2 separate regions of the Homo sapiens genome follow, and region 2 is linked to region 1. A link is a loop called in an ENCODE intact Hi-C map of the cell type or tissue named here. Cell type or tissue: mammary epithelial cell. All regions are shown on one strand. Each heading gives the region's core, and the rest is flanking DNA. Links, peaks and the distances in the headings are about the cores only. Region 1 overlaps VPS13A (vacuolar protein sorting 13 homolog A). Region 2 overlaps VPS13A (vacuolar protein sorting 13 homolog A).

Evidence for each region. Peaks named below come from ENCODE experiments on the same cell type or tissue, not always from the same donor. Only the 100,000 strongest peaks of a DNase experiment are listed, where the experiment ranks them.
Region 2: a loop joins it to region 1, with 2.0 times the contacts of the local background. A loop is called at or near these places in 3 of 110 quality-filtered maps.

Annotation. Positions count from the first base shown.
Region 1 is chr9:77,180,096-77,193,136 of GRCh38, forward strand. The region is part of intron 1 of VPS13A (vacuolar protein sorting 13 homolog A); the gene reads left to right. Among named protein-coding and RNA genes, the nearest start is that of VPS13A-AS1, 8.7 kb to the left of the region's middle. In mammary epithelial cell, for the core only: no CTCF peak of the experiment used is centred there; no DNase peak of the experiment used is centred there.
Region 2 is chr9:77,265,604-77,278,644 of GRCh38, forward strand. It overlaps VPS13A (vacuolar protein sorting 13 homolog A), which reads left to right. Exons shown (of 72, transcript NM_033305.3): 24 at 7,677-7,761; 25 at 9,895-10,049; 26 at 10,462-10,618. Among named protein-coding and RNA genes, the nearest start is that of VPS13A-AS1, 94 kb to the left of the region's middle. RefSeq lists enhancers at 1,549-2,549, 2,550-3,549. In mammary epithelial cell, for the core only: no CTCF peak of the experiment used is centred there; a DNase peak (open chromatin) is centred at 5,588; H3K27ac peaks cover 915 bases.

The sequences.
Region 1 (13,041 bases), core at 238-8,237:
TATCTATACTCACCAGTTGCTGGATGTTTAGATTATTCCTAAACATCCACCTTTTGGATATTATGAATAATGCCACTGAACATTCATGTACAAGTTTTTTTGTGGATGTATGTTTTAAATTCTCTTGGATATATACCTAGAAGTGGAATTGCTGGGTCATATGCTGACTTTGTGTAACCTTTTGAGGAACAGCCAAACTCTTTTTCCAGAGTGTTTGTTTTCTTATGGTTGAGTTTTGAGAGTTCTTTAAATATTAAGGATACAATTTCTTCATCAGATATGTAATTTGAAAATACTTTCTCAGTCTTTTCCCATTTTGTCTTTTGCAGAGCATACATTTTTGATTTTGGGAAAAGCCCAGTTTATAAAACATTTCTTTTATGAATCATGGCTTTTGGTATTCATATCTAAGAAATCTTTTCCCAACCCAAAGTCAAAGATGTTCTCCTGTGTTTTCTTAAGGAAGTTTTGTAGTTTTAGGTTTTGGATTTCTTTTTGTATAAGGTGTGTGATATGTGTTGAAGGTTGAGGTTCATTTGTTTGCATGTGGATGCAAATATCCAATTGTTTAGCACCACTTGCTAAGAAAGAGGATCCTTTCTCTATTGAATTATCTTTGCATTTCGTAAAAAAAAAATCAGTAGACTTAATATTGTGTGGCTTTAGTCTGTCTCAATCTGTGTGTCTATCATTTCACCAATACTACACTGTCTTGATAACTGTGTCTTTGTAGTTAGTCTAGAAATCAGGTAATGTGATCCCTCTAACTTTAGTCTTTAACAAATAATTTAAAAAATAACAAGTCATTGTCCAGGTGTGGTGCTCATTCCTGTAATCCCAGCACTTTGGAAGGCTGAGGCGGGAAGATTGCTTGAGCATAGGAGTTTGAGATTACAGTGAGCTCTGATCATGCCACTGCATTCCAACCTAGGCAACAGACAGCGAGACTCTGTCTCAAAATAAAATAAAATAACATGTCAGTGTTTTATTTATAGAAATTGGTTATGTTTTGATAAATGAAACTTTAAATAATAGCTGGAGTATTTTTTTAAAATATTCTTTGAGAATTTCAAAAGTAGTAATTTGATAAATTTGGAGGATTTTTTAAAAACATTGTTTGAAAATTTCTGTAATAGAAACTAGGTGGCCAGGCATAGTGGCTCATGCCTGTAATCCCAGCACTTTGGGAGACTGGGGAGGGTGGATCACTTCAGACCAGCCTGGCCAATGTGGTGAAACCTCATCTCTACGAAAAAAATAAGATACAAAAATTAGCTGGGTACTGTGGCGCTCGCCTGTAATCCCAGCTACTCAGGAGACTGAGGCAGGAGAATCACTTGAAGCTGGGAGGCATAGGTTGCAGTGAGCTGAGATCACACCATTGCCCTCTAGCCTGGCCAACAGAGCGAGACCCTGCCTCAAAAAAAAAAAAAAAAAAAAAGAAACTGGATGCTGCATAGGAAAATTTTAAGATAATATTTTATGGTCTAACGTGAAGGACCTATTGGTAGTTGTAAATGTGTGCTTTTGCTAGGCTTCTGAAATAATCCAGCAAATTTCAATATTAGCATGTTACTATAATAGTATCAATTAGTATTCAGTCATTGCTAATAATGGATGGTGCTCTGAAAATTTGTTGCTGAGATGGATTCTTTGGAAATCAGAATGCATTTTTCCCATGGAAGCATTCTTATATATGAATGAGGACTTTTCCAAAAACCTGTTTAACTATAATGCAGCAGAAGAGTGCTACTGTACTGGGTTCAATACAGTAAGTAGACTCACTGCTAGAAGACTCTGTCTTACAGGGGATGAAAAAGGAATTGAGCTTCATTCCAGGACTGACTCTTGGCAAATTTTGATGTTGGTAAGGTATACTTTTTATACACTTCTATTTATAATTCTCCCTTCCCATATATCATCTAGTTAGAGAGGTGGTAATATTTCATAGACTCATCTGAAATTTATCTTCCCAACTTTCTCCAGCAATTTTCTTTTTCTTTTTCTTTTCTTTTTGAGACGGAGTCTCGTTCTGTCACCCGGGTGGGAGTGCAGTGACGCGATCTCGGCTCACTGCAACCTCTGTCTCACGGCCTCAAGTGAGTCTCCTGCCTCAGCCTCCCGAGTAGCTGGGATTAAAGGTGCCCACCATCATGCATGGCTAATTTTTGTATTTTTAGTAGGGACGGCATTTCACCACGTCAACCAGGCTGGTCTCGAACGCCTGACCTCAAGTGATCCACCTGCCTTGGCCTCCCAAAGTGCTGGGATTACAGGTGTGAGCCACTGCGTCCGGCCATTTCACATATTTTCTTTAAGAGCTAGGCTGCATCAGAATCAGCCATAGGTGCTTATTATGAATACAGAACCTGCCCCCAGAGATTATAAATTATTTATCTGGAGTAGGACATGAAAATATTTTTTTAAACAAATGACACTGGGGACTTGATGCACAGTTGGGTACATTTTAAGAGAACATTAAGGGGAAAAGTATTAGAATTTTAAATAGACAAAAGCAGTAGTAAAAGTGGCTTGTGTGATAGAATTATCATTTGTAACACAGGAAGTACCTGTACTTCATAGCCCCTTCTTAAGTTAGCCTCCTTTGTCTCTATTTTGTTTTCTCCGAAATCACAATACTTGGACAAATTTGTAATTTTTTTTTGATAATGCCTGACATCTTTATGTAACATTAGAAGTTCAGATTTCTTGTCTATTAACTAACATACGTATTCTGTTTTTGAAATGTTAATCTCCCAGTTTTCCCTTTATAATAGAATCATGTGTTTAGTGGCCACTTAGCTGGATACCGCCATGATACCAGAAGCAGTACAAAAGATGAAGATTCAGTTAGGATACAGTTTTCGATTTTTAAGGAGTCATTCTTCTGTGCCCAGAATACACTAGGGAGCCAAACAAATGATTCTTACAGTCTGGTGTTAATGACCAATTCTAATTCCTTATGTATTATTTTTATATTTATGTTCTAAGATACTTTAATAAAACTTTAAAGACTATGAAACATTTTATTATAAAAAGTGTTAGGAGATTTTACAGTGCCTCTCCATATACCCATTATCTAGATTCTGTCATTAATATTATGTATTAACAGCTTTATTGACGTATAATTAACATGCAGTAAAATACACGTTAAAGTCTACAATTTGATAAGTTTTAGCATATATGTGCATGCAGGTAACAATCATCACATGATAATGAACATATCTGTCATACCTAGAAGTTTCCTTGTGCCTTTTTGTAAACCGTATCTTCTAACCCTCCTTGTCCCTTATACCCTTCTTGTCCCCAGGTTTTTGCTGATTTGCTTTCTGTTACTGCATATTAGCTTGAGTTTTCTAGACTTGGATAAATGGGATTGTACAGTTTGTATTCTTTCAGTCTGGCTTATTTCAGCATAATTATTTTGAGATTCATCCATGTGGTAGTACAATCAATAATTTATTCCTTTTTATTGCTGACCATAGCAAGTGGTGGTGAGGATGTGCAAAAACTGGAACTCTGTTAATATGTCTCCTGGGGATGTAAAATGTTAAACAACTTGGGAAAACAGTTTGGCAATTTCTTAAAAAGTTAAACATACATCAACCATGTTATCAAGCCATTGTGCTTCTACATGTTTACCCAAGAGAAATGAAAGCATATGTTCATACAAAGATTTGCACACAGATGTGCATAGCAGCTTTATTTTTAATAGCCCCAAATGGGAAACAGTCCAAGTATCCACCAACAGGTGAATGGATAAACAAACTGGCATATCCATATAATGGAATACCATTAATATTTAACCACACATGTTTTGTCACATACCTGTCCATCTGTCCATCTCTCTATCCATGCAGCAATTCATATTATTAAATGTATTTCAGAATAAGTTGTAGAGATGAGCTCATTTCCTCCTAAATACTTCAGCATGTGTATCATTAGAGTGCAATATTTGCTTAGTTTTTTTCCTTTTGAGGTAAAATTTATGTAGAAGAAAATATACAAATCTTAAGTGTACATTGACTGAGTTTTGACAAATACATACACACATGTAACTCAAACCCAGTCAAGATATAGAACATGACCATCACCCCAGAAAGTCTTTTTCCTGACCTTTCCTAATTTATTCCTACCCTCATCTTCAGAGGCAACAAATACTCTAATTTTTTTCTTTCTGTCATACATACACATCTATTCTGCTTTGCTGAGAGTGTTTTCTTTTCCTTCAAGAATGTTGGAGCCAGGCATGATGGCTCATGCCTGTAATTTTAGCACTTTGGGAAGCTGAGGTGGCCAGATCAGTTGAGGCCAGGAGTTCGAGCCCAGCCTGGCCAACATGGTGAGACCCTGTCTCTACTAAAAATACAAAAATTAGCTGGGTGTGGTGGCGGGCACCTGTAGTCCCAGCTACTTGGGAGGCTGAGACACGAGAATCGCTTGAACATGGGAGGCGGAGGTTGCAGTGAGCCGAGATCGTGCTACTGCACTCCAGCCTAGGTGACAGAGCAAGACTCCGTCTCAAAAAAACAAAAACAAAAGAATGCTGGATTTTGTCAAATGTTTTTTTCTGCATCTATTACTATTATCACAGGATTTTTTTCTTTTTTAATCTGTTGGTGTGATACATTACATTAATTGATCTTTGAATGTTGAACTAGCCTTGCATACCTAGAATAAATCCCATTTGGTCATGACGTGTATGTTTAGCACTCAGTATCTCCAGGGGTTTAGTTCCAAGACCTGTGCAGATACCAAAGTCCACAACAGGGAGGGCATGGAAGCTCCCCACCACCTTACTTTGCTCTGTCCATCTCTTTATCTGTATCCTTTGTAATATCCTTTATGATAAACTGTTAAATATAAGTATTTCCCTGAGTTTTGTGAGTTATCCCAGCAAATTATCAAACCAAATAAAATCAGGTGCGAACCCTGATTTATAGCTGGTCAATCAGAAGCACAGATCACAGCCTGCGACTTGTGACTGACATCTGAAGTGAGGGGCAGTCTTATGGAACTGAGCCCTTACCATGTGGGATATGACATTATCTCTTTTTTTTTTTTTGAGACAGAGTCTCGCTCTGTCGCCAGGCTGGAGTGCGGTGGCGCAATTTTGGCTCACTGCAACCTCCGCCTCCCGGGTTCAAGTGATTCTCCTGCCTCAGCCTCCCGAGTAGCTGGGACTACAGGCGCCTGTCACCACACCAGGCTACTTTTTGTATTTTTAGTAGAGACGGAGTTTCACCATGTTGACCAGGATGGTCTTGATCTCTTGACCTTGTGATCCACCTGCCTTGGCCTCCCAAAGTGCTGGGATTACAGGCGTGAGCTACTGCGCCCGGCTCGATATGACACCCTTTCTAGGTAGATAGTGTCATTATTTAATTGAATTATAGTTAGTGTCTGTTGGAGAATTGTTTAGGGATTGGGGGAAAAACTTCACATATCTGGTTATCTAAGGGTTCTGTGTCGAATATGAGAGTAGAGAGAAAAACCTTTATTTTCCTTTGACAGTGTCTTATCATATTTATAGCTGTTTTCTGTTTTGTTATACTTGTTTCCTTTTTAAACAGTCTTCCCCTCCTCTTTTGCCCTCTCTGGTTTTAATTGATCATGTGATATGATTTAATTTTTTTCTCCTGTCTTAGCATACCAATTATGCTTCTTAAACAATTTATTTAAGTGGTTGTATTACAGTTTGTGCTGTTCACTTAAAACTAGTCCAAGTCCACGTCCAAATAACATTATAGGTCAGGTATAGTGGCTCACGCCTGTAATTCCAGCATTTTGGGGGACTGAGGCTGGCGGATCATTTAAGGTTAAGAGTACGAGACCTGCCTGGTCAACATGGTGAAACCCCATCTCTACTAGAAATACAAAAAATTTGCTGAGCATGGTAATGTGCGCCTGTAGTCTCAGCTACTCAGGAGGCTGAGGTATGAGAATCTCTTGAACTGGGAGGCAGTGAGCCGAGATTGTGCCACTTCACTCTAGCCTGGGCGACAGTGCGAAACTCTGTCTCAAAAAACACAAAAACAAAAATCCCACTATACTACTTCATGGAAAATGGAGGTAGTATATGTAATACTCTATCTTACAATACAGTATACAGATTCCTCCCTTCTGCCCATTGTAACATTGTTGTCATTAATTTCACTTACCTATAAGCTGTAATAATCCAATGCATTGCTGCTATTAGTATTTTAGACATTTTTCTATTAATTTAAGAATAAGGAAGAAAAGACTTAATTTACCTTCATCTCTTAATTCTCTAATGCTCCTGTGAATCTGAGTTTTTGGTTTAAATCATTTTCCTTCTTTCTGAAGAACTCCTTTATTTATTTGTTTTTTTTAATTTTTGAGATGGAGTCCTGCTGTGTTGCCCAGCCTGGAGTGCAGTGGCGCAGTCTCTGCTTACTGCAACCTCTGCCTCCTGGGTTCAAGCGATTCTCCTGCCTCAGCCTCCTAAGTAGCTGGGACTACAGATGCATGCCACCATGCCCAGCTAATTTTTGTATTTTTAGTAGAAATGGGGTTTCACTATGTTGACCAGAATGGTCTTGATCTCTTGACCTAGTAATCTGCCCGCCTCGGCCTCCCAAAGTGCTGGGATTACAGGTGTGACCCACCACACCCGGCCTATCTTAACCATTTTAAGTGTACACTTCATGTCATTAAGTACACTTACATTGTGCAACCATCACCACCATTCATCTCCTGACTTCACCATTATTCATCTCCTGAATTCTTCATCTTGCAAAACTGAACCACTTACCCGTTAAGCAATGACTACCCATTCCACCGTCTTCCCAGACCCCAGTAACCGTTATTCTACTTTTGATGTCTGTAAATTCGAATACTTGAAGTATAAGTGGAATTATACAGTATTTGCCATTTGTTATTGGTTTCTTTTACTTGGCATAATGTCCTCAAGGTGCATCCGTGTTGTAGGAAATGTCAGCATTTCAATAATTTTTCAAGCTAAATAGTATCCCATTGTATGTATATACTGCATTTTGTTTCTCCATTCATCTGTTGATGAATAGTTGGGCAGCTTCCACCTTTTGGCTGTTGTGAATAATGGTGTTATGAATGTGGATATTTTTCTTTGAAGTTCAGTCTGTGCTGTCAGATTTTTGGGTTACATACCCAGAAGCAGAATTACTGGATCATATAGTAATTCCATTATCAATTTTTTTGAGGAATTATCATACTACTTTCTATAGTGACTGCACCATTTTACATTCCTACCAACAGTGTACAAAGGTCACCATTTCTCCACATCCTCACCAACATTTATTTTCTCTTTTTTTGATAGTAGTTATCCTAATGGATATGAGGTGGTATCTTGTAGTTTTCATTTACATTTCTCTAATTAGTAATGTTGAACATCTTTTCATGGGCTTATTGACCATTTGTATATCTTAATTGGAGAAACATCTATTTAAGTCCTTTGTCCATCTTTTAATCAGGTTGTTTGTTTTTTGAGTTGTAAGAGTTTACATACAAACATACACACACACACACACACACACACACAATGTTAGCTGCTTATCAGATATATGATTTGCAAATATTTCCCATTTTGTGTGTTACCTTTTCTTCCTTTTTTTCCCTGCTAACTTTTATTTTAGGTTCATGGGGTACATGTGTGGGTTTGTTGTGTGGGTTAATTGTGTGTCACTGGGGTTTGATGTATAAATTATTTTGTCACCCAGGTAGAGAGCATAGTACCCGATAGATAGTTTTTTGATCCTCACCCTCCCCACACCCTCCACCCTCAAGTAGGCCTTGGTGTTTGTTGTTTCCTTCTTTGTGTCCATGTGTACTGGATAGAGTTTGAATACATGTCCCCACCAAGTCTCATATTTAATTGTAATCCCCATTGTTGGAGGTGGGGACTGGTGGGAGGCAGTTGGGTCATAGGGGTGGATCTTTCATGGCTTGGTGCTGTCCTTGCAATAGTTCTTGCAAGATCTGGTTAAGTGTGTGGCACCTCCCTATGCACTCCCCCTCTTGCTCCTGCTGTGACCATGTGATGTTCTGGCTCCGCTTTTGCCTTCTGCCATGATTGAAAGCTTCCTGCGTCCTCCCCAGCAGCTGGGCAGATAGATGCTGGTGCCATGCTTCCTGTACAGCTTGCAGAACCATGAGCCAATTAAACCTCTTTTCTTTGTAAATTACCCAGGCTCAGGTATTTCTTTATAGCAACACAACAATGGACTAACACAGTACTCAAGTTTTAACTCCGTCTTGTGAGAATATGCAGTATTTGGTTTTCTTTTTCTGTGATAACTCGCTTAGGATAATGCTCTCCAGTGGCATCCATGTTGCTGCAAAGGGCATGATTTTGCTCCTTTTCATGGCTGTGTGGTAGTCCATGGTGAACATATACTGCATTTTCTTTATCCAGTCCACTGTTGACAGACATCTATGTTGATTCCATGTCTTTGCTATTGTGAAGTGGTGCTGTGATGCACATACGCATGCATGTGTCCTTATGGTAGGACAGTTTATGGTCCTTTGGGTATATACCCAGTAATGGGATTGCTGGTTCTAATGGTAGTTCTTAATTCTTTGGTAGTTCTTAGTTCTTAAATCTCCAGACTGCATTCCAAAGTGGCTGAACTAATTTACATTCCCACCAGCAGTGTGTAAGTGTTCCCTTTTCTCTGCAGCCTCACCAGCATCTGTTATTTTTGACTTTTTAATAATAGCCATTCTGACTGGTGTAGGATCGTATCTCACTAATCATTAATCCTCTAATGATTAGTGATGTTGAGTTTTTTTTTTCCATGTTTCTTGGCCGCATGTGTCTTTTGAGAGGTGTCTGCTCATGTCCATTGCCCATTTTTTAAATGGGGTTGTTAGTTTTCTGCTTGTTTGTTTAAGTTCCTTATCGATTCTGGATAATTAGATCTTTGTTGGATGTATAGCTTGCAAATGTTTTCTCCCATTTTGTAGATTGTCTGTTTACTCTGTGGACAGTTTCATTTGCTGTGCAAGAGCTCTTTAGTTTAATTAGGTCCCACTTGCCTTTTTTTTTTTTTTTTTTGTAGTTCTGGAATTTTCATCATGAAATCTTTGTCAGGGCTTATGTCCAGCATGGTATTCCCTAAGTTTTCTTCTAGGGTTTTTATAGTTTTAGGTTTTACATTTAAGTCTTTAATCTATCTTGAGTTGATTGTTGTATATGGTGAAAGGTAGGATCCAGTTTCAGTCTTCTGCATGTGGCTGGCCGTTATCTCCACACCATTTATTGAATAGGGAGTCCTTTTCCCATTGCTTGTCAGTTTTGTTAAAATCAGATGGTTGTAGGTGTCTGGCTTTATTTCTGGGCTCTTGACCTGTTCCATTGGTCTACATGTCTGTTTTTGTATCAGTGCCATGTTGTTTTGGTTATTGTAGCCTTTTAGTATAGGTTGAAGTCAGGTAGTGTGATGCCTCAGGCTTTATTCTTTTGGTTTAGGGTTGCTTTGGCTATTCAGGCTACTTTTTTGGGCCAGTATGAATTTTAAAATAGTTTTTTCTAATTCTGTGAGAAATAACATTGGCAGTTTGATAGGAATAGCATTGAAGCTGTAGATTGCTTTGGGCAGTATGGACATTTTAACAATTTTGATTCTTCCTGTCTATGAGCATGGAATGTTTTTCCATTTGTTTGTGTTGTCTCTGATTTCTTTGAGCAGTGTTTTGCAATTCTCATTGTAGAGATCTTTTACCTCTCTGATTAGCTCTATTCCTAGGCATTTTATTCTTTTTGTGGCGATTGTGAATGGGATTGAATTCTTGATTTGGCTCTCAGCTTGGATGTTATTGGTATATAGAAATACTACTGATTTTTGTACATTGATTTTGTATCCTGAAAGTTGGTTGAAGTTATTAGTTCTAGGAACCTTTGGGCAGAGACTATGGAGTTTTCTAGGTATAGAATCATACCGTCTGCAAACAGGGATGATTTGACTTCCTCTCTTCCTATTTGGATGTCTTTTATTTCTTTCTCTTTCCTGATTGCTCTGGCTAAGACTTCCAGAACTATGTTGAATAGGAGTAAGTGGGTATCCTTGTGTTGTCCTGGTTCTCAAGGGGAATACTTCCAGATTTTGCTCATTCAGTGTGATGTTAGCTGTGGGTTTTTCATAGATGGCTCTTATTATTTCCAGGTATATTCCTTTGATGCTTAGTCTTTTGAGGGTTTTTAACATGAAGGGATGTTGAATTTTATCAAAAGTCCTGAATCTGAAAAGATGATCATGTGGTTTTTGTTTTTAGTTCTGTTTAGTAATGAATCACACTTATTGATTTGTGTATATTGAACCAACTTTGCATACCAGGAATAAAGTCTACTTGATCATGGTAGATGTGCTGCTGGATTTGGTTTACCATTTTGTTGAAGATTTTTGCATTTATGTTAATCAGGGATATAGGCCTGAAGTTTCCTGTTTTTGTTATGTCTCTGCCAGGTTTTGTTATCAGAATGATGCTGGCTTCATAAAATAAAATGAGTTAGGGAGGAGTCCCTCCTTCTCAATTTTTTGGAATAGTTTCAATAGGATTGGTACCAGCTCTTCTTTATATGTCCGGTAGAATTTGGTTATGAATCCATCTGGTCCAGGGCTTTTTCTGGTTGGTAGACTTTTTATACAATTTCAGAACTCATTATTGCTCTGTTGAGGTATTCAGTTTCTTCCAGGTTCAATCTTGGGAGGTTGTATGTTTCCAGGAATTCATCCATTTCTTGTAGATTTTCTAGTTAGTGTGCATAGAGATGTTCATAATAGCCTCTAAGGATTTTTTGTATTTCTCTGGGTCGGTGGTAATGTCCCCTTTGCCATTTCTAATTGTGTTTATTTGGATCTCCTCTCTCTCTTTTTTTTTCTTTGTTAGTCTGGCTGGCAATCTATCTTATTTATTCTTTCAAGGAACCATCTTTTGTATTTTTTTTGTTCAGTTCAACTCTAATTTTGGTTATTTCTTTTCTGTGGCTAGCTTTGGGGTTGATTTGCTCATTTTTCTAGTTCCTCTAGGCATGATGTTAGTTGTTAACTTTATATCTTTCTAACATTTTGATGTGGGCATTTAGCACTATAAACTTTCCTCTTAAGACTACATTAGCTATGTCCCAGAGATTCTGGTATATTGTATCTTTGTTTTCATTAGTTTCAAATAATTCCTTTCTTTTCTTTTCTTTTTCTTCTTCTTTTTTTTTTTTTTTTGAGACAGGTTCTTGCCCTGTTGCCGAGGCTGAAGTGGAGTGGCATGAACACGGCTCACTGCAGCCTCCACCTTCCAGGCTCAAGCAGTCCTCCCACCTCTCAGCCTCCTGAGTAGCTGGGACTGCAGGTGTGCACTCCTACACCTGGCTAATTTTTTTTGTATTTTTTGTAAAGACAATGTTTCACCATGTTGGCCAGGCTGGTCTTGAACTCCTGGGCTCAAGTGATCCCCCCACCTAAGCCTTGCAAAGTACTGGGATTACAGGCATGAGCCACCGTGCCTGGCCCAAAGAATTTCTGGATTTCAGTGAAATTAAGATTTCGTTGTTTACCCAAAAGTCATTCAGGAGTGGTTTAATTTCCATGGAATTGTATGGTTTTGAGAGATCTTCTTGGTATTGTTACCTATTTTTATTGCACTGTCATCTTGAGAACATGGTTGGTATGATTGTGGGATTTTTAATTTGTTGAGAATTGCTTTATGGTTGAGCATGTGGTTGGTTTTAGATACGTGCCATGTGCATATGAGAATAACGTATATTCTGTTTTTGTTGGGTGAGGTGTTCTGTAGAACTCTGTTAGGTCCATTTGGTGAAGTGTTGACTTTAGGTCTGTCTAATACTGTCAGTGGGTTTTTGAAGTCTCCCACTATTATTGTGTGGTTGTGCAAGTCTCTGTAGGTCTCTGAGAGCTTCTTTTTTGAATCTAGGTGCTCCAGTGTTGGGTATATACGTATTTAGGATAGTTAAGTCTTCTTGTTGAATTCAACCTTTTATTGTTTTGTAATGCCCTTCTTTGTCCTTTTTGATTGTTGTTGGTTTCAAGTCTGTTTTGTCTGAAATAAGTTACCCATGCCTGCCCTTTTTTGTTTTACTTGCTTGATAGATCTTTCTCCATTCCTTTACTTTGAGCCTATGGGTGGCATTGCATATGAAATGGGTCTCATAAAGACAACATACAATTGGTTCTTGGTTCTTCATATGAATTGCCATTCTGTGCCTTTGAAGTGGGATGTTTAGCCTGTTTACATTCAAGATGAATATTGTTATGTGCTGATTTCATCCTGTTATCGTGTTGTTAGCTGGTTGGTATGCAGACTTGATTGTATAGTTGCTTTATAGAGTTAGTGGTCTCTGTACTTAAGTGTGTTTCTGTGGTAGCCGGTAATGGTCTTTCATTTCCATGGTTAGTACTCCCTTAAGGACCTCTTAAAAGGCAAGTCTGGTGGTAATGAGTTCCCTTAGCATTTACTTGTCTGAAAATATTTTATTTCTGATTCACTTATGAAGTTTAGTTTGGTTAGATATGAAATTCTTGGTTGGAATTTCTTTTCTTTAAGGATGCTGAATTAGGCCCCCAATTTCTTCTGGCTTGTAGGATTTCTGCTGAAAGGTCTGGTGCTAGCCTGATGGGATTCCCTTTGTAGTAGACCTACCCCTTCTCTCTAGCTCCCTTTATTATTTTTTTCTTTCACATTGACCTTGGAGAATCTGATGATTATGTGTCTTGGGGATGGTCATCTTGTATAGTATCTTGCAGGGGTTCTATGAATTTCCTGAATTTGCATGTCAACCTCTCTAGCTAGGATGGGGAAATTTTTGTGGACAGTATCCTCAAATATGTTTCCAAGTTGCTTGTTTTCTCTCCCTCTCTTTCAGGGACAACAGTGAGTTGTAGATTTGATCTCTTCACATAATCTCATGTTTTTGGGAGATTTTTTTCCATTGAAAAGTTATTTTTCCTTTATTTTTGTCTGAGTTGATACTGAAGAACCAGTCTTCAAGTTCTTGAGATTCCCTCCTCAGCTTAATCTGTTCTGCTGTTA
Region 2 (13,041 bases), core at 2,136-10,135, 87 kb after region 1:
TCTGATAGTAGTTTGTAGTTCTGTGGAATCAGTGGTGATATCCTCTTTAGCATTTTTTATTGTGTCTGTTTGATTCTTCTCTTTTCTTTATTAGTCTGGCTAGCAGTCTATGTATTTTGTTAATCTTTTCAAAAAACCAGCACCTGGATTCACTGATATTTTTGAAGGGTTTTTCGTGTCTCTATCTCCTTCATTTCTGCTCTGATCTTAGTTATTTCTTGTCTTCTGCTACCTTTTGAATTTGTTTCCTCTTGCTCTTGCTTCTCTGGTTCTTTAATTGTGATGTTAGGGTGTTGATTTTAGATCTTTCCCGCTTTCTCCTGTGGGGATTTTAGTGCTATAAATTTTCCTCTAAACACTGCTTTAGCTGTGTCCCAGAGATTCTGGTTGTGTCTTTGTTCTCATTGGTTTCAAAGAACTTACTTCTGCCTTAATTTCATTATTTACCCAGTAGTCATTCAGGAGCAGGTTGTTCAGTTTCCATGTAGTTGTGCGGTTTTGAGTGAGTTTCTTAATCCTGAGTTCTAACTGGATTGCACTGTGGTCTGAGAGACTGTTTGTTATGACTGCCATTCTTTTGCATTTGCTGAAGCTTGTTTTACCTTCAATTATGTGATCAATTTTAGAATAAATGTGATGTGGTTCTGAGAAGAATGTATATTCTGTTGATTTGGGGGTGGAGAGTTCTGTAGATGTCTATTAGGTCCACTTGGTCCAGAGCTGAGTTCAAGTTCTGAATATCCTTGTTAGTTTTCTGTCTTCTTGATCTGTCTAATATTGACAGTGGGGTGTTAAAGTCTCCTGCTGTTGTTGTGTGGGAGTCTAAGTCTCTTTGTAGGTCTCTTAAGAACTTGCTTTATTCTTTAAGAATGTTGAATATTGGCGCCCACTCTCTTCTGGCTTGTAGGGTTTCTGCAGAGAGCTCTGCTGTTAGTCTGATGGTCTTCCCTTTGTGGGTAACCTGACGTTTCTCTGTGGCTGCCCTTAACATTTTTTCTTTCATTTCAACCTTGGTGAATCTGACGATTATGTGTCTTGGGGTTGCTCTTATTGAGGAATGTCTTAGTAGTGTTCTCTGTATTTCCTGAATTTGAATGTTGGCCTATCTTGCTAGGTTGGGGAAGTTCTCCTGGATAATATCCTGAAGAGTGTTTTCCAACTTGGTTCTATTGTCCCCGTCACTTTCAGGTACACCAGTCAAATGTAGGTTTGGTCTTTGCACATAGTCCCATATTTCTTGGAAGCTTTGTTTGTTCGTTTTCATTCTTTTTTCTCTAATCTTGTCTTCATGCTTTATTTCACTAAGTTGATCTTCAATCTCTGATATCCTTTCTTCCGCTTGATCGATTTGGCTATTGATACTTGTATATGCTTCACGAAGTTCTCATGCTGTGTTTTCCCACTCCATCAGGTCATTTATGTTCTTCTCTAAATTGGTTATTCTAGTTAGCATTTCCTCTAACCTTTTTTCAACACTCTTAGGTTCATTGCATTGGGTTAGAACATACTGCTTTAGCTCAGAGGAGTTTGTTATTACCCACCTTCTGAAGCCTGTTTCTGTCAATTCTGCAAACTCATTCTCCATCCAGTTTTGTTCCCTTGCTGGCAAGGAGTTGTGATCCTTTGGAGGAGAAGAGGCATTCTGGTTTTTGGAATTTTAGCCTTTCTGCACTGGTTTTTCCCTAATCTTTGTGGATTTATCTACCTTGAGTCTTTGAAGTTGGTGACCTTCGGATGGGGTTTCTGTGTGGACGTCCTTTTTGTTGATGTTCATGCTGTTCCTTTCTGTATGTTAGTTTTCCTTCTAACAGTCAGACCCCTTTGCTGCAGGTCTGCTGGAGTTTGTTGGAGGTCCACTGCAGACCCTGTTTCCCTGGGTATCACCAGCGGAGGCTGCAGAACAGCAAAGATTGCTGCCTGTTCCTTCCTCTGGAAGCTTCGTCCCAGAGGGGCACATGCCAGATGCCAGCCAGAGCTCTCCTGTATGAGGTGTCTGTCGACCCCTGCTGGGAGGTGTCTCCCAGTCAGGAGGCATGGGGGTCAGGGCCCCACTTGAGAAGGCAGTCTGTCTCTTAGCAGAGTTTGAGTGCTTTGCTGGGAGATCCACTGCTCTCTTCAGAGCCAGCAAGCAGGAATGTTTAAGTCTGCTGAAGCTGCACCCACAGCCGCCCCTTCCCCCAGGTGCTCCGTCCCAGGGAGATGGGAGTTTTATCTATAAGCCCCTGACTGGGCTGCTACCTTTCTTTCAGAGATGCCCTGTCCAAAGTGGAGGAGTCTAGAGAGGCAGTCTGGCTACAGTGGCTTTGCTGAGCTGCAGTGGGCTCCGCCCAATTTGAACTTCCAGGCAACTTTGTTTACACTGTGAGGGAAAAGCTGCCTTTTCAAGCCTCAGCAGTGGTGATTCCCGCTCCCCCCACCAAGCATCCCAGGTTGACTTCAGACTGCTGTGCTGGCAGTAAGAATTTCAAGCCAGTGGATCTTAGCTTGCTGGGCTCCATGGGAGTGGGATCCGCTGAGCAAGACTGGCTTCAGCCCCCTTTCCAAGGGAGTGAAAGGTTCATCTTGCTGGCATTCCAGGTGCCACTGGGGTATGAAAGAAAGCTCCTTCAGCTAGCTTGATGTTTGCCCAAATGGTTGCCCAGTTTTGTTCTTGAAACCCTGGGCCCTGTTGGTGTAGGCACCCGAGGGAATCTCCTGGTCTGCCGGTTGCGAAGACTGTGGGAAAAGTGTAGTATCTGGGCTGGAGTGCACCGTTCCTCATGGCACAGTCCTTCAGGGCTTCCTTTGGCTATGGGAGGGAGTTCCCTGATCCCTTTGTGCTTCCGGGGTGAGGCAAAGCCCCACTCTGCTTCAGCTCGCCCTCCGTTGGTTGCATCTACTGTCTAACCAGTCCCACTGAGATGAGCCGGGTACCTCAGTTGGAAATGCGGAAATCACTGGCCTTCTGCATTGATATTGCCTGGAGCTGCAGGTTGGAGTTGTTCATATTCAGCCATCTTGCCAGCCACCAGTGTAGAGAAGTTTTATCCCCAGTCTGTTAGAGAGTATGTTACTACCTGGGCGTGGTGGCTCACATCTGTAATCCCAGCACTTAGGGAGCCCGAGGCAGGCAGATCACTTGAGGTTAGGAGTTCGAGACCAGCCTGGCCAACATGGTGGAACCCCGTCTGTACTAAAAATATAAAAATTAGCCAGGCATGGTGGTGGGCATCTGTAATCCCAACTGCTCAGGAGGCTGAGGTAGGAGAATCACTTGAACTCTGGAGGTGGAGGTTGCAGTGAGCCAAGATTGCGCCACTGCACTCCAGCCTGGGCGACAGAGCGATACTCCATCTCAAAAAAAAAAAAAAAGAAAGTGAGTTAATGTCCCATTACTCCTGAATACTTTAGTGTTTTGTTGTATTCTTTTCCTAGTCTGTTGGTGAGTTTTTTTGTTTCTTTAATTGTCTTTTGGAGGGCAAAAGTTTAATTTTGATACAATTGACTTTAGCAATATTTTCTCTAGATATTGAGCTTTTTGTATCACATCTCTGCAATTTTTGCCTAATTTAAGGTCAAGAAGATTTTTCCCTATGTTTTTTTCTAGAAATTTTTTAGAGTTAGGTTTTATACTTAGGTCTCTCATCCATTTAATTTTTCTATATGGTGCTTGTGATGGGATCCTCTTTCTAGTTTTACATCTGCACTTAGTTATTTCCATTTTGTTTGTTAAAAAGACTATTCTTTTACTATTGAGTTGACTATATATGTGTAAGTCTATTTCAGACTCTTCCAGTGATTTCTGTGTCTATCATTTCCATCTGTTTCTGTCCTTTTGTTGATATCATACTGTCTTAATTATACTATAACTTCATGTCTTGAAATCCAGAAAGGTTAGTCCTCCAACTTTTTGTATTTCCAAAATGTTTTCGACTGATTCCTTTGCCTTTTAGAATCAACTTATCAATTTCCACAAAAATTCTGGCTGAGATTTGGATAGAAATTGTATCATTAATTTGGGAGAATTAACATTTTAGCAGTATTGAGTCTTTCAGTTCATTAACATGGTATATCTCTCCATTTGCTTAGGTCTTTTTAAGTTTTTAAAAATTGGTTATTTGTAGCTTAAGCATCCGTTTGCTAATATATGTTGTTAAATTTGTACATAGTGTATGGGCTGAATTGTGCCCTTCAAAATTTATATATTGAACCCTAATTCTGCTATTTCACATTGTGACTGTATTTACAGATAGGTTCTTTACAGCAGTGATTAAGTTAAAATGAGACCACTAGGGTGGGCGCTAATCCAGTTTGACTGGTGTCTTTATAAGAAAAGGAAATTTGGTCTCACAGAGACACCAGAGATGCATGCACACTGAGGAAAGCCCATGTGAGGACACAGAAAGGAGGTCATCTGCAAGTTAACGATAGAGGTGGCCTCCAGAACTGTGAGAACATAGATTTCTGTTGTTAAAGTCACCCAGTCTATGCTATTTTGTTATGGCAGCTCTGGCAATCTCATATACGTTTTGGTACCAAGCAGTGAGTTGTTGCTTAACAAGCACTTAGAAATGTTGAAGTGGCTTTAGAACTGGGTAATGGGCAGAGACTGGAAGAATTTTGAGGCACATGTTAGAAAAAAACCTAGATTCTATCGTTTAATAAATTATTGATATAAAATATGGACGTTCAAGCTGTTTCTGTTGAGACCTCAAGTGGAAATGAGGAACATGTTATTTGACATTGAAGGGAATGTGGTCCTTGTTATAAAGTGGCAAAGATCTTGGTTAAATTATGTTCTAGTGATGAAGTTGGATATTTAGCTGTGGAGATTTCTAAGTAAAATGTTGAAGGCATCGTCTTATTTCTCATTGCAGCTGGTCAAATCACTTGAGGCCAGGAGTTCAAGACCAGCCTGGCCAACACGATGAAATCCCGTCTCTACTAAAAATATAAAAATTAGCTGGGTGTGGTGGTGCACACCTGTAGTCCCAGCTACTCAGAAGGCTGTGGCACAACAATCACTTGAACCTGGGAGGCGGAGGTTGCAGTGAGCCGAGATTGTGCCACTACACTCCAGCCTGGGTGACAGAAGGAGAATCTGTCTCAAAAACAAAAAAAAAATTGTACAATATGTGGTTAATATGTGTTTGATTTATTACAAAGATGCCAGCCTAGCTAAGTGGGGGAAGGATCACCTTTTCAACATATGGTTCTGAAACAACCGGATTTCCATGTGGAAAGTAAATTAATTTCAACCCTTATCTTATATGCGGAATTTAACTTGAAGCATAGACCTAAATATAAAGTCCACAAGTGTAATTTCTGGAACAAAAAATGTAGGTTAAAATTTTGAATCCTTGCAGTAGGTAAAGATACCTTAGGATATAAAAAGCGCAAATATAACAGGAGAAAAAAATAAATAAATTGGACTTTATAAAAATTAAATTTTTCTGCTGTTTGGAAGACATTGTTAAAAAAGGTGAAAAGGCAAACCATCTAACCATCCACTTGGGAAAAATAGTTGCAAAAATATTTTTACAAGTCCAGACTTGTATCTAGAATATATGAGAAGACTAACAGCTCAATAATAAATGACTAAACAGGTAGCATGAAAAGATGTTCGACTTTATTACTCACCAGAAAAATGCAAATCAAAGCCACATAGAAATACTACTACACAATGGTTAGAATGGCTAAAAATAAGAAGAATGGCAATACCATGTCAAGGTGTTGCCATGACAAGGATTTAAAACTCTCATATGTTACTTGTGAAACTTGAAAATAGCATAACCCTTTGTAATTTAGTTTGGTAGTTTTTAAAAATAAGGTTAAGTATATACTTACCATATGACTTGGGAATTCTACTCCTAGGTTTTTACCCAAGAGAAATGAAGTCACATGCCTACCAAAAGACTTGAACTAGAATACTCACAGTAGGGTTATTCATAATAGTAAAAAGTTGCATAAAACCCAATTGTCTATCCAGAAGTGAATGGATAAGGAAAAATAGTATATTCATACAGTAGACTACTACTCAGGAAAAAAAATACTAATACATGTAGCAGTGATGGGCAGTGATTGAGTGTAGGGGGAGCTTCCCTCAAAACTCCAGGGCATTTTAGGGAATAGAACGCAGGATTACTTGGCAATTCATTTAAGAACTTAACAAAACTTGTATTCTAAAACCTAACAACTACATTATAAAAGAGGAAAATAATAGCCCAGTTTCACTAATAAATGTAAGATACAAAAATTTCAAAACATTAAAAGTTGAAATTAAGGTAACATAGTTGTTACTTTTGGGAGGATGCCTAATGATTGCAAGGAGCTTAAGGGAGGCTTATGAGTTGCTTGTAATGTTTCATACTGGACCTGGGTGGTTGGTAGGTTGAGTGTGTTTACTTTCTGAAAATGTATTGAACTTTAGAGTTTATGTACTTCGTGTAGTAGATTATAATGTGCTTAAAAAAAATGCTGCTGCTGCTTCCAAAATGAGCAGAATTTCACAGAATGGCAAACACAAATAACCAAGGAAGCTATTTGTGTTTGATATGATATGTAACCGTTATGCATTTGTGAAATTGTAATTAAAACTAGGATGACATGGCCAATGAGACTGATATAATTTGAAATCTTTGAACACCCTAAGCATTGTGAGGATATGGAGAGATAGAAACTGTGCTGCTGGTGTTAGTGTAATGTCTTATCACCACTTTTGAAAATGGTTTGATAGTGCTCAATAAGGTGAACATATATAATTTTACTGTTTGGGAAAGTTTTATCCACAAGCACCTATGGGCATATCAAGGATGTTTATAGTAGTGCTACAAGCAAAAGCAAAAATCTATAAGCAACACAGATACTCACCAACAGTATAGTGGACAAATAAGTAGTGGTTTCTTCATCAGTGCAATACAATATCACAGTAAAATTCAGTTAACTATCAGTGTGGTTAAAATTTAAACATTGTTTTGTAAAGGAAGTCACAGGAAAATGTATGTCATATATGCTACAGTTTGGAAAGAGGCAGGGGTAAACGATGCATTATTTAGATAATCATTCATAGGTGCTTTAGTACAAACAACTAAATAAAAGCAAGATCATGATGAGAGGTAGGGAACGTGACAAGGAGGAATGAGATCCGGGAGGAACACATAAGAAGATGCTTCTAGGTCAGGATGTGGTAATGTTTTATTGCTTGGCTGGGTTGGAAAATTCAGATGTGTCTTTTATTATTATTTTTTTAAACTGCAAAATTTGTTTTTATATATGCTGTATTTCTCCAAACTGTAAAAAAGTAAATTTCCTGAAATACCTTTCAGAGATCAAAAATAAAAGTAAGTTCCTCAATTCTAGAGGCTTTAAGTATTGTGACTTGTGTGTTCCTCACAGATGTCCTGATTTAATACTATGTTGACTTAAAATATAAGATCTGTTTCTACTCAAAGCCTGTCATCAAGGACATTATTAAAACAGTTCTACAATTTTTATTTAGCCTTAAAATTGTAAAACTACTTCTTTAAAATCTGCGTTTTATAATGTATTTTTCTAATTTAAACCTGATTATCTTCTCAGTTAATTCAAATTGGATAGCTTTTTGTCAAAACTGTTGTAGAACTTTGAATAAACATTTTTTGAATAAGCGGTGAATAAACATTTTTGTGCTAATCAACATTGAATTACTTTTCTTTCAGATTCAAACATCTACTTCTTTGGGAACATCACAGATTTCACAGAAAATAATTCCTCTCTTGGAACTTCCATCTGTTTCTGAAGATGGTAAAATGAAACTGCTTAAGGATATTTTTCTTATTTTATTAAAATAATTTCTGTTTTGAGGCATATTTTTCTCAAAGGACCACACAGAGGAAGGAAAATATCTTTTCCTTTTAAAATCTAGGTTCTTGACTGAGGCTCTATGAATGGAAGACAGATTAACATGAGAAAACAAGCAGATTTACTAGCATTCATATTTCATGGGTACATGCAAGAAGCTCAGGAATGAGTAACTCAAGGTGGTGATTAAAATTTGGGTTTATATACCAGTTTGGGCTTAAACAAAGGAAAAGAGGTTTTGGGCTTCAGGGATAGGGGTTGCTGGGGAGGCAAGGTATATGGGAAGGCGACCAGAAAAAGTATGGTACACAAGGGTAAAGTTTGTTACGCAGATATGTCAGTGTTTTCTCCGTTGATAAGAATGTCTTGGGAGTAAGAGTCATCTTCCCTGGTACAGAAAGGAAGATACCTTTACAAGGTAGATTTCTCTTATAAATGTTAATTTCCCTTAGAAAAGGGAAACTTAGGATCTGTCTTCAGAGCTTTTCCTGTGTCTGCTGTTTCTTAAAATAATTGACTCAGTGTAATCCTTATGCCAAAAAGACATGTTTTCGAGTGGCGTATTTTGGTCTTCTGTAGTCATATAAGAAATTTAAGGCAATAGCAGATATTTGTATATTTTCAGGAAATTTTAACTAAAATTTATTTTAAATAGCACAATTCCTTAAAGTTGCTTTTGCAATGGGATTTTTTTGGTATAAAGTTGAACAGAAAATGACAAGGACCAGCCAGGCGCAGTGGCTCATGCCTGTAATCCCAGCACTTTGGGAGGCCAAGGCGGGCGGATCATGAGGTCAAGAGATCGAGACCATTCTGGCCAACATGGTGAAACCCCACCTCTACTAAAAGTACAAAAATTAGCTGGGAGTGGTGCTGCACACCTGTAGTCCCGGCGACTCGGGAAGCTGAGGCAGGAGAATCGCCTGAACCCAGGAGGCGGAGGTTGCAGTGAGCAGAGATCGTGCCACTGTGCTCCAGCCTGGTGACAGAGCGAGAGTCCGAATCAAAAAAAAAAAAAAAAAAAATGACAGGGACCACTAATAAGTTAATTATCTTTATTTGGCTGTGAGTTAAAAAACACCACAAAACTTCACAGATGTCTTAATTTCTAATGTGTTTTTTAGTTATTTGGAAAATTTTGCTATAGTATATTTAAAACATTTTTAAAAATATAATTATTAAAGGAAAATCATCAATAATTATCTACATTTACATATAAAAATATATAACTATTCTGATACCAAATATGTGCTTTTTAATGACCGTATTAGAAAAGGTGTATGTCTATATTTTTAAGACTTTAAAAATTGATAAATGTTAAATAACAGAAACTGCCATGTCGATTCTTGGTTTCTTAGAGAACAATTTTTCTTTATTTATAGTCACCAGAGAGAAGTTGTTTGTGAGATCATCTACTTTAACTTCAGTCTTAGTTTATTAGGGATATACTTCTGATTGTTTCATTTAAACCTAGTTTTAATGGTTTTACTAAGTTATCTAATGCTTTTTCAGTCCTTTTTAATATCAGCATATGTGTATGCTGATGTGTATTACATATCAACGTATATGTACATATACCTATATTTGTGTATATATATGTATACAAAGTAGTGCTTGATCTCAGTTTACTTCATTCAGACTCTGCTGCTAATATTGCAGAGTTTATACCTAAGTCCTGTTACACTATCCAGGTAGAGTGAGCATATTAACATATTACTTTGAGTATTCATGGTGTGTATAATCATCGGCATTGGCATTTCCTGTAAAATTTAAGCAATTTTAAAATAGACTATTTCAAAAGATGGGCTTCTTAAGCTAAAGATTACATCTTAATAATGTTCCATGCTTCTTTATAACCAAGAATGTTATTTAAAAGTAGAGTATCCCTTTGTTTAAAATGGACAATAAAAAAGTACAGTAATGTCTATATTATTTTCTGTTTATTTCGGTTCTCATGTTAATATTTGATATTTAAAAGAGAGCCTTAGTGTTTTAGTGTTCATATTTATTTCTATTGAAATACTGTTAAATTGATCATTTTAATTATTGACTTAAATAATGTTCTGTGAAATGTAGATTCAGAGGAGGAATTTTTTGATGCACCATGTAGTCCCTTGGAAGAACCTCTTCAGTTTCCAACTGGAGTTAAAAGTATTCGAACCAGAAAGTTACAAAAGCAGGATTGTTCAGTAAATATGACTACATTTAAAATAAGATTTGAAGTACCAAAGGTAGGTACTACGGTAAAATTAACATGGCTTAATTTGTTTGCTGTTTCTATATTTACAGCTTACTATATAGTCTCATTGTTAAGAAGCACTATCTTTTTCACCCTAATTAAAGTAATTCCAGACTTGCTGTGTGATTCTTGGTCACTCCCCGCCCCCCCCTTTTTTTTTTAAATAAGATTAACTTCCTTAATCAAGAGTGAAGGATTTAAATTTATTCAGTACATGTTTTTGTGAAAACGATTATTTATGTTGTGTGTGTATTGTATGTCTGTGTGGGTATAAAATCTCTCCTAAATTTTAAATAATAATATATCAATTGTATGTATACCTCATATATTCACATGTAACCACTATGCACATAAACATGTTTTTGTTTTATGTAGTGGTAATTTCTTTTTTCTTTCTTCTCCAGGTTTTGATCGAGTTTTATCACCTTGTTGGAGATTGTGAACTATCTGTGGTAGAAATTCTTGTTTTAGGATTGGGTGCAGAAATTGAGATTAGAACATACGATTTGAAAGCAAATGCCTTTTTGAAAGAGTTCTGCTTAAAATGCCCAGAATACTTGGGTAAGAATCTCTATTTTTTAAAATAAATAAATTAATTTCATTGTTTGACTACCTGCTAGAGAGTTTTCAATTCTTTAGGCTCTGAATCAGTACATTTGCTGAAATATTCTCAGAGAACCATTCCTTTTTGAGTTAATCTTTAACTTTTATAGTTGGTAATGTGGGGGGCACACCGGAGATAAAATGAAGATAATTTTATTCATTATGGAAAATCAGATGATAATGGTTGAATTTTAAATCTACTTAACTGAGTATTGGAACACTTAATTAGTTTTCTATTGTTGCTATAACAATTTACCACAAACTTAGTGCTTAAAAACAACACAAATTTATTATCTTAGAGTTCTGTATGACAGAAGTCTGACACAAGTCTCACTGGGCAAAACTCAAGGTGTCAGTAGGACTTCCTTTTAGGAGGCTCTAGAGGAGGGTCCATTTCATTGTTCAGTCAGGTGTTGACAAAATTCATTTACACATGGTTTAAGTCTATGTTTCCTTGTTGCCTGTTAGCGGATGGCTGCCCTTAGGCCTCAGTTGCTTTTTTGCACGTAGCTGCTAACCACAATAAGGCATCAGATCCTCCTCATGTTGCCATATCTCTAACCTCCTCTTCTGTGTTTTGCTTCCACTCTTAAAACTCCAGTGATTAGATTGGACACACCTCTATAATTCAGGATAATATACCTTTAACCTTAACCTTAATCCCATTTTCCAAGGCCCTTTTGCCATATGAGTTAACATATTCTCAGATTCCGGGGGATTAGAGCGTAGGTATCTTTGTTGGGGGCAGAGGGCAGTATTCTCCTTACTGCAAACCTTTTGTGTTCGTAATGGATATATGATCCCTAAGAAACTATTCTGTTTCCTATGTTAGGTAATTAGGAGGGTTGTATTTATATTTCTTCATTTACATTTTTTGGATTTTTCCTTGAAAGATAATTGTGAATAGTAGAGGCAATTATTAGGACACCAGTTTCATTTTATTAAACTCCTTTGTAGCATAATAATATTATGTATGAGCAGAGGTGGAAATAAAATTTTTTAAATAGACTATTTTTTAGAGCAGTTTTAGATCATGGGACAATTGAGCAGAAGGTACAGAGATTTCCCATATACTCCTTGTACCCACACCTGCATAGCCTTTTTCATTATCAACATCCTCCACTAGAGTGGTACATTTGTTACAACTGATGAACCTACACTGACACATCGTAATTACCAAGAGTCCACAATTTACATTAAGGTTCACTGTTGCTGTTATACCTTCTGTTTGGACATGTATAATGACATGCATCTACCATTACCTTCTCATGTGGAGTAGTTTCACTGCCCTAAAAATCCTCTGTGCTCCACCTATTTGTCCCTCCCTCCCACTTAACCCCTGGCAACTGGTGATCCTTTTAGTGTCTCCATAGTTTTACCAGCATGTCACATAATTGGAATCATATATATCCTTTTCAGATTGGCTTCTTTCACTTAGTAATATATGCTGAAGTTACCTCCATGTCTTTTCATAACTGGGCAGCCCATTTCTTTTTTAGCAATGAATGATATTCTCTTGTCTGGATGCACCACAGTTTATTTATCCATTCATGTACTGAAGGATATCTTGGTTGCTTCCACGGTTTGGCAATTGTTAATAAAGCTGCTGTGAACATTTGAATGCAAGTTTTTGTGTAGACATAAATTTTCAGTTTCACTGGGTAAATACCAAGGAACATGATTGCTAAATCATCAAGAAACAGTTTGCTCTAGTAATTGGAAAGAAAAGTAAACCAACGTGACAGTGTTCCCTAGTAACCCAGGAACTTTATAGCAGTTACTAAGTTTTTTTTATTATTATTAGTTTTATTTATTTTTATTTTTTGAGATGGAGTCTCGCTCTGTTGCCCAGGCTGGAGTGCAGTGGCATGATCTCGGCTCACTGCAAGCTCCACCTCCTGGGTTCATGCCATTCTCCTGCCTCAGCCTCCTGAGTAGCTGGGACTACAGGCGCCCGCCACCACGCCCAGCTAATTTTTTTTTTTTTTTTTTTTTGTATTTTTAGTAGAGACGGGGTTTCACCATAGTCTCAATCTCCTGACCTCGTGATCCGCCCGCCTTGGCCTCCCAAAGTGCTGGGATTACAGGCGTGAGCCACCGCGCCTGGCCACACTTATTAAGTTTTATGTTTATTCTTATGTTTGCTTTGCCAAGAACAAAGGATTAAAAAACCCTTGCAAACAGAAAAAAGAGTATACAATTATTATTGCGCTTATTTCTGTAATATTTTTGTTTCTGTTTTCTCAGAGGGAGTGAATAGCAGTTTCTTGCACAAAGTAAATGATCAGTAAATGGTTCAATGAATGAATAAATGTGTAAACAAAGTGGGAACTTTTTTAAGGCTTCAAGTGTGGCTAGCACTTGGAGTAGAAAACAGGTTT